Regions from separate parts of the Homo sapiens genome. Here region 2 is linked to region 1. A link is a loop called in an ENCODE intact Hi-C map of the cell type or tissue named here. Cell type or tissue: B cell. All regions are shown on one strand. Links, peaks and the distances in the headings refer to the core of each region. The heading gives the core; the rest is flanking DNA.

Evidence for each region. Peaks named below come from ENCODE experiments on the same cell type or tissue, not always from the same donor. Only the 100,000 strongest peaks of a DNase experiment are listed, where the experiment ranks them.
Region 2: it touches region 1 in a loop (2.1-fold over the local background); 4 of 110 quality-filtered maps call a loop at or near these places.

The regions. Positions count from the first base shown.
Region 1 is chr18:35,228,647-35,233,047 of GRCh38, reverse strand. No RefSeq gene overlaps it. Among named protein-coding and RNA genes, the nearest start is that of ZNF397, 10 kb to the left of the region's middle. In B cell, for the core only: CTCF peaks have their summits at 1,697 and 1,899 (motif pointing left); a DNase peak (open chromatin) is centred at 1,867; H3K4me3 peaks cover 358 bases.
Region 2 is chr18:35,172,305-35,176,705 of GRCh38, reverse strand. No RefSeq gene overlaps it. Among named protein-coding and RNA genes, the nearest start is that of ZNF397, 67 kb to the left of the region's middle. In B cell, for the core only: no CTCF peak of the experiment used is centred there; a DNase peak (open chromatin) is centred at 2,335; H3K27ac peaks cover 881 bases.

The sequences.
Region 1 (4,401 bases), core at 204-4,203:
ACATTATGTTATTTTCCTTGTGAAACCTTCCTCAGCTCCCTAGGAAGGGCTCTGCTATGATATGCTCCTCTTGACTTATTTATTTGAGACAGGGTCTCACTCTGTTGCCCAGGCTATGTGCAGTGGCCTGATCTCTGCTTACTGCAATCTCTGCCTCACCAACTCAAGCAATCCTCCCACCTCAGCCTCCAGAGTAGCTGGGACTACAGGCGTGAGACACCACACCCAGCTAATAAGTGCGCGCGCGCGCGCGCGTGTGTGTGTGTGTGTGTGTGTGTGTGTGTGTGTGTGTATTTGGTAGAAATGGGGTTTGCCGTGTTGCCCAGGCTGGTATTGAACTCCTGGGATCCAATACCAAGCTCAAGGGATCCACCCATGTCTGCCTCCCAGAGTGCTGGGATTATAGGCGTGAGCCACTGCTCCTCTTAACTTATTTATGTTAGTCTTCTCAGGACCTGGCAAAGCACTTTGAGCACACTGTTAATTTCTTTTTAAAATTAAAATTACTCATATTTAGAAATTACCCTTAAAAGGAACTTTTCATTACCATTTAGTTCTTTATTTGTAAATCTCCTTTTTGATTTCTTAGAAAACCAAAGTAATATGATGGTCATAATCACTTTGACAAACATTTAAAAAATGTCTACACTGTTTACATACAATTGAGGTACAGAAAAATTTAATAATTGGTTCAATACTCATCAACTAAGTGAACTGTATAATAGAGCTAGAGTGATGTTTCCTGATTGTACTTCTTCAGTGCTGCACTGCCATAGAGCCATCAGTGAGGACTAGCTGAGATTATGAGAGCCAACCAAGTCTTCAAGTCTCATTTGAAGTATGAGGTCATAACCTGACTCCTACTTGACACATTTCTAAGCTTAGTGGCTAATATAATTTTAAACAAGTCTCAAGTAAATTATTTGAAGTTAGACAAGTCTAGCCAATGTTTAAATAGCAACTGATTTCTCAGTATCCTAGGAAACTGCATCAAAAGTAGGGACTCAAAGACTCTTTAAATAGAGGGAATGTCAGGATCTCTTCAAGCTTCAAAATCAAGGGTACTATTAATTAACAGTTTGTGTGGGTAAGCATGACAACATAGCAGAGTAAAATTAAGAATATACACAAATGAATGCCTTTTGCTAAAGAACAAATCTAACCAAATTGAACAAAATAAAAAAGTAATTATCTTTCTAATCTAACTTGCCTACGATTTTACCATAATTTTTACTACTGTATATTAGTCTATAAAAGGACCCCATACTAGTAACATCCTACAGTTATAGTAAAATATATGATATTGAATGTCAATCTATTTCATAGGATAAATTTTTCTGTTTTTACAGAATTTACTTGTACAAAGAATGAATACATTAGCCTAAAAATCCTCACTAGTTCTTATAGTTATTTGAGTGCATTACTATTATTAGTATCTATGTTAATAATATATATAAGGCGTTAGTATTATAAACAGTAAAAAATCACATATTAATCATGTTTATTAGACTGAAAAATCATTAAGTGTGCAGGTAATAAGTGTTCCAGATTACTTAAGCATTTTTCAATATTTCATGTTCCCAAGATTCTTTTAGCTCTTTCTTCTCTCCTCTCTGGCTTGACAGGAAACTTGCTATTTTGTGTTATATTCACCTATTATTATGCATTAACAAGCAGGTGATAATTAGTGGTGGTATTGAAACTAATTGTAAAATGATTGAAACCATAAGATGACCTCTACTGCTTTAGAAGTAGTTTGACTGGAGCCAGTAAATAGATTTTTGTTTACCCTGCATTCCACAGTCCAAGAGTTCTGGTGGCAGTTCGGCGACTGTTTTTCGTCACAAAGACTGTTGCAGGATTCGAGACATTGCCCTAGAACATGCTGCCCCCTGTTGGCCATTTAAAGCAGGGCACGTTCAGAAGGATCCTAGCGGAGCCTGCAGTGTAATTTCTCATTCCCAGTAACACATAATTTCTGGACATAGAAATTTGGATTTTAAATGTCTAAAGGCTTTATCAAATATTTTAATTATAAATAAAAATTATATAACATCCTAAGGAACCAAATAATCTTGAATACTTTCTACAAAATACTTGAATATAAAGATGCTGTAAAAGAATAAATTTTATGGCCGAGTGCAGTGGCTCACTCCTGTAATCCCAGCACTTTGGTAGGCCGAGGCCGGCGGATCACCTGAGGTCAGGAGTTCGAGACCAGCCTAGCTAAGATAGTGATACCCCGTTTCTACCAAAAATACAAAAAATTAGCCGGGCGTGGTGGCGAGCACCTGTAATCCCAGCTACTCGGGAGGCTGAGGCAGGAGAATTGCTTGAACCTGGGAGATGGAGGTTGCAGTGAGCCGAGGTTGCACCATTGCACTCCAGCTTGGGCAACAAGAGCGAAACTCCATCCAAACAAAAACAAAAAACAAACAAAAAAAACCAAATTTTATTATAGCTACTTTTGAGTTATATGAACAGAGAAAGAAAATTAGCCCTGAAGAATTTGTTTACTAGAATTTTACAGTGAATCTCCTAAGGCTGAATTTCTCGTAAACTTATTTAGTCTTATAAATTCAGCATCACTTATTAAGTGATGGTGTATGTGAAAACTAAATAACTTTGGCCTAAATGAAAATGTTGGGTATTTAAAATGTCATTAATATACAAAATATTACTATGTCTTAATTTTTAAATACTTAATTAAATTCAAAAAATGTTTATTGAGCATCAATGAGCCAGGCACTGTACTAGGTTCTGTGAATACCACAGTACCAGTTGACCCTTGAACAACTTGGGGGTTAGGGGAACTCATACACCTACATATAGGTAAAAAATCTGCATATCGGCCAGACACAGTGGCTCACACCTGTAATCCCAGCACTCTGGGAGGCTGAAGTGGGGGTATTGCTTGAGTCCAGGAGCTCAGGACCAGCCTGGGCAACATAACAAAACCCCATCTCTACTAAAAATATAAAAAATTAGCCAGGCGTGGTGGCACACACCTGAGTACCAGCTACTTGGGAGGCTGAGGTAGGAGAATCACCTGAGCCTCAGAGGTTGAGGCTGCAATGAGCTGAGATCACGCCACCACACTCCAGCCTGGGTGACAGAGAGAGAACCTGTCTCAAAAAAAAAAAAAAAAGCATATAATTTTTTTTTTTTTTTTTGAGACAGAATCTCACTCTGTTGTCCAGGCTGGAGTGCAGTGGCATACCATAGCTCACTGCAGGCTTGAACTCCTGGGCTCAAATGACCCCCCTGCCTCAGCTTCTGAGTAATTGGGATTATAGGTGTGTACCACCAGGCCAGACTGACATATACATATACATTTTTTGTGGGGAGAGTGATGGGGGAGTCTTGCTAAGTTGCTCAGGCTGGTCTTGATGTCTGGCCTCAAGTGCTCCTCATGCCTTGGTGTCAGCGTCCCAAAGTGCTGGGATTACAGGCATGAACCACAGTGCCCCAGCCCACAGTCGACTCCCCCCAAACTTAACTACTGATAGCCTACTGTTGGCTGCAAGCCTTGCCCATAACATAAACAGTTGATTAACATATATTTTGTATGTTATATGATTATATACTGTATTCTTATAATAAAGTAAGCTAGAGAAAAGAAAATGTTATTAAGAAAATCATAAGGAAGAGAAATATATTTACTATCCATTAAGTGGAAGTGGATCATCATAAAGGTCTTCAACCTTCTCATCTTCATGTTGAGTAGGCCGAGGAGTAGGAGGAAGTGGAGGGGTTGGTCTTGCTGTCTCAGGGATGGCAAAGGTTGAAGAAATCCACATATAAGCAGGCCCACAGAGTTCAAAAATTGTTTTTTGTTTAAGGGTCAACTGTAAATAAAAGACACATGGACTGGGCCTCTAGAATCCATCTAGGGTAAGACAGAGACATCAAGAGTATTCTAGAACAACAAAAGTAGGTAGAGTTTAGAGTGCTTGGGAAGAATTGAGGAAGAACTCTGAACCCCAACTTAGATTATGGAAAATAAGAAACAAACCAGATGTATTAGTCCATTTTCATGCTGCTATAAAGAACTGCCCAAGACTGGATAACTGATAAAGGAAAGAGGTCTAATTGACTCCCAGTTCCGCATGGCTGGGGAGGCCTCCAGGAAACTTAAAATCATGGAGGAAAGGGAAGCAAACACATCCTTTTTCACATGATGGCAGGAAGGAGAGGTGCCAAGCAAAGAGGAAAAAGACCCTTATAAAACCATCAGATCTCATGAGAACTCACTCACTATCATGAGAACTGCATGGGGTAAACCGCCCCCATGTTTCAGTTACCTCCCACTGGAGCCCTCCCATGACATGTGGGGATTATTGGAACTACAATTCAAGATGAGATTTGGGTGGGGATATAGCTAAACCATATCACCAGATT
Region 2 (4,401 bases), core at 138-4,137, 56 kb after region 1:
GCAGCTTCGAGTTCCTGGGCTCAAGTGATCTTCCTTAGCCTCCCTAGTAGCTGAGAAAATGTTGAATCCACCTGTGCACCAGTGAAGCCAGCTGGGCTTGAAAAGTTTTGTTTCTTTGTTTTGTTTTTGGTCAGAACATTTTAATCTATAAATTAAATTTCTTTAGTAGTTATAGGGGTATTCAGGTTATCTGTTTCTTCTTGAGTGAGCTTTGGTAGTTTATGTCTTTCAAGGAGTATGTTAATTCCATCTAAGTTGTTGAATTTATTGGCATAAAGTTGTTCACAATATTTCCTTATAATCTTTTAAATATATGTAGACTATGTAGTGATAGCCCCACTTTCATTCCTGATTATTGATAATTTGATTCTTCTCTCTTTTTTTCCCTGATCAGCCTGGCTAGAGATTTATCAATTTTATTCATCTTCTCAAAGAACCAGGTTTTGGTTTCATCTATTTTTCTTTATTGTTGTTCCATTCTCCACTTTATCATTTTCAACTCTATTCTTTATCATCTTCTTTTTTCATCTTACTTAGGGTTGAATTTGCTCTTCCTTTTCCAGTTTAAGGTGGAAGCTGAGGTTATTGATTCAAAGGTTTTCAAAGAAAACCTTTCTTCTTTTCTCTTTCTCTTGTAGGCAGTTAGAGCTACACATTTGTCTTCAAATACTGCTTTAATGGCATCTCATAATGGGTTCTACTGTGGTTCCGCATCCCTGCACCATGGCCTGCAAATTCTCTCAAGCCAGTAGGCTGGGTAAATCACAGGGCTCACTTCATTTGTTTCTCATCTCTCAGAAATCACTGTCCTTCATCACCTGATATCCAGTATGTCTTGAGAATCATCGTTTCATATATATAGTCTGGTTTTTAAAAATTTTTATTCCTTCAGGTAGGAGGGGACAATCGGGTCCCTGTGACTCCATCATAGTTCTTCTGTAGCTTTACATAATGTTCTTATGTATTTTTTAAACAAATACATTTATTTTTAGGCATTGTTTTGATTGCTTTGAGTTTATTATTTAGTATATTTGTGCTGAAATTTCTCTTTTACCCTTCAGACACCAGACCTGGTATTCCATTCAGTGTGAGACCGTTTTTTTTTTTTTTTTTGAGACAGGGTCTCACTTTGTTGCCCAGGCTGGAGTGCAGTGGTGCAATTCTGGCTCGCTGCAACTTCTGCCTCCCAGGTTCAAGCAATTCTCCTGCCTCAGCCTCCTGAGTACCTGGGATTACAAATACCCACCACTACGCCCAGCTAATTTTTGTATTTTTAGTAAAGACGGGGTTTCACCATGTTGGCCAGGCTGGTCTGGAACTCCTAACCTCAAGTGATCCACTGGCCTTGGCCTCCCAAAGTGCTGGGATTACAAGTGTGAGCCACTGTGCCCAGCTAGCCACAGTGCCCGGTCTAGTTGTTAAACGCTTAGATAATTCCTCTCCATTGGAGTTATAACCTTTTACTTTACTATATAATTTGCTTATTTATTTTATTTATTTGCCTTCTGCCCTACCTTTCCCTATAAGCACTATGAGGAAAAGGATTTTTTCCTGTTTGGTTTCTGCTGAGATTCAGATGCTTGCTCTGCCAGTTTTACTAGCGAGACAATATATGTAACCTCTCTGTGCCTCAAGTTCATCATTTGTAAAGTGGATATAATAGTGTCTATCTCAAGGGGTTGTTGTGAAGGCTGAACATGTTAATATACATGAAACACTTAGAACAGTGCCTGGCACATAGTAAATCATTGCTGTTTGCTGAATTTTTCTCATGAAAGACTGGATAGGGTGACAACAGATGATAAATGCAATCCCAGCTCTCTCAGATCAGCCATGAGCCAGTGGCCTTTAAAATAGTTTGAAGGGCGTATACATTGAAGTGGTCCACTTAACTACAACTATTAGCTTATATGAAGACATAATAGCTACCCTTTTCCCAATTAAAAAAATAAATAAATTTTGTATTAGTTTGCTTGAGCGGCCATAAAAAAAAAAAAAAAAAAACTGCCACAGACTGAGTGGTTTAAACAATAGACATTTATTTTCTCACAGTTCTGGAAGCTAGGAGACCAGGACCAAGGTCCCAAAATCAGGATTGGTTTCTGGTGAAGCCTCTCTTTCTGGTTTGTAGATGGCTGCCTTCTTGCTGTGTCCTCACACAACCTTTCCTCTGTGTTTGTGCAGGAAGACAGTGGGGATGGGGGTGGAGTGGGTGGGGGAGGGATTGGCGGGAAACGGAGAGAGGGAGGGAAGGAGGAAGGGAGGGGGAGGGGGATAAAGAGGGAGGGAGAGAGAGAGAGTGCTACGGTTTCACTTCCTCTTCTTATAAGGACACCTGCCCTATCGGATTAAGCCCCAACTCTTATGACCTCATTTAACTTTAATTACCTCTTCAAAGGCCCCATATCTAAATACAGTCATGCTGGGGATTAGGGTCTCAACATATGACTTTTGGGAGGACACAATTCAGCCTGTAACAAGTATTGACTATTACATTAGTAAAAGGGCTCTGATGACTTAGAGGAGATGTGTACTAAAAATGTATTCTTTCTGAATCTCAGTTTATTTATCTGAGAAGTGGGGATCTTTGAAATTCTTGTGGCCAGATGTATTTTGGTATTCAGATAATTTTGATTTTAGAAAGAAAAAAAGTGTATATACTCCAAAGAACATAAGATGTGACATGACAGGAGGGCCTAGGACAGCACTCCCTCATTCAAACATGTGACCTGTGTGGCAGCAAAATGTATGAATGTTCACTCTAAGTGGATAAATGAAGATTATTTTTTAAAAATTCATGTTGGTTCAGGTCAAGTTTTACCACAAGAAGAGTTTGCCATATACTTAGGGAAAAATACTTGGGTTTTCAGAGCTTTTTGTATTTCAGAATTGTGGATAAGGATTGTGGACCTTCTATCATAAAGTTTTGGAGAGGATTAAATATGTAAAGTACCTGACATATAATCAGAACTTAATAAATTATTATCATTATTATTAACATCAGCACTGTTTTTAGTATAATGTTGCAATAGTAGTTATTATGAGGCTGTAAAAGCGAAAGTCCTGTTAGAAATGTGTCTCAGTTTCCCCAATCAGTCTGGCCTGAACTATGCATTCTGATTTAGTGAGGGTTTAGACAGAACTAAGAGGACTGGTAACCCCATGCTCAGTGAGCGGTGGGGTGAAGAGGCTGGTGGATGTAGTGGTGGAGGACAGAGACCTAGGTAACATTAGTTCCCAAAGTAATCATGATTATAGATACTTCACAGGTAATTTAAAGTGTGATGCTGGCCAGGTGTTGTGGCTTATGCTTGTAATCCCAGCACTTTGGGAGGCTAAGGTGGGAGGATCACTTGAGGCCAGGAGTTTGAGACCACCCTGGGCAACAACATAGTGAGACCCCATCTCTACCAAAAATAAAAATAAAAATAATTAACCAGGCATGGTAGTGTGCATCTGTAGTCCCAGCTACTCAGTAGGCTGAGGCAGGAGGACTGCTTGAGCCCAGGAGCTCAAGGCTGCAATGAGTGGTGATTGCACCACTGTAGTCCCACCTGGGCGGCAGAATGAGACCCTGCCTCAAAACAAAACAAAACAAAACCTAGTGACATTATGGGATGGGAAGGACCTGAGATTTAGTAACAGAATATCTGGGTCCCAGTCTGGGTTTTACTGGCAGTATGATCTTGAAGAAGTCACTTAATCGGATTTCAGTTTTATTCTCAGTAAAATGAGGATTATGATATAGCCTTTGTCTGCCTCCTAAGGCTAAAGTGAGAGGATGTATCCAGTGAGAGAATGTATGTGGAAGTATTTTGTAACACTGCAATATGTAACAGAAAGACTAGTATTGTCTTGTAAACTTATCCTTTCTTTGCCTTTTTGGCAAAGGGACTTCAGATTCTCACCCAAGGGAGAAGAGTTTATCATAGAGCAATAGTCTGAATTCAAAAGGAACCTTCTCCTCATTTCCTGCCAAACCAACATTGTGGTTAGAGGCAGGAGAATTCTGTTACTGAAAACAAGAGTTGGAATACGGGCAGGGATGAGCCTCTGAAACTGAAGTAAAATCAATAAAACAAATAGAAATTCTTGATATTGGCCTCTCTCACTTGATACCAAGCTCATTTCTTGCAAGGTATACCTTCCTCCTCTACTCATGTATGTTTACCTATTTATTTATTTATTTGAATTTATGCAAATCAAATTAAAAGCATGATTACTTGGAAAATAGAGAATGTTTGCTGCTCTGTGCATTGGCAGTGTGAACTCGCCTTTTGCTGCCTTGGATCTTACTTTTTCTTCCTGTTACTGTATCATCAAATTGTTTCACTTGAATCCTTTATGCTACCTCAAGTGCTCTCCTTTGCCTTAATAGGCCCTTGACAGTTAGCCTGGTGT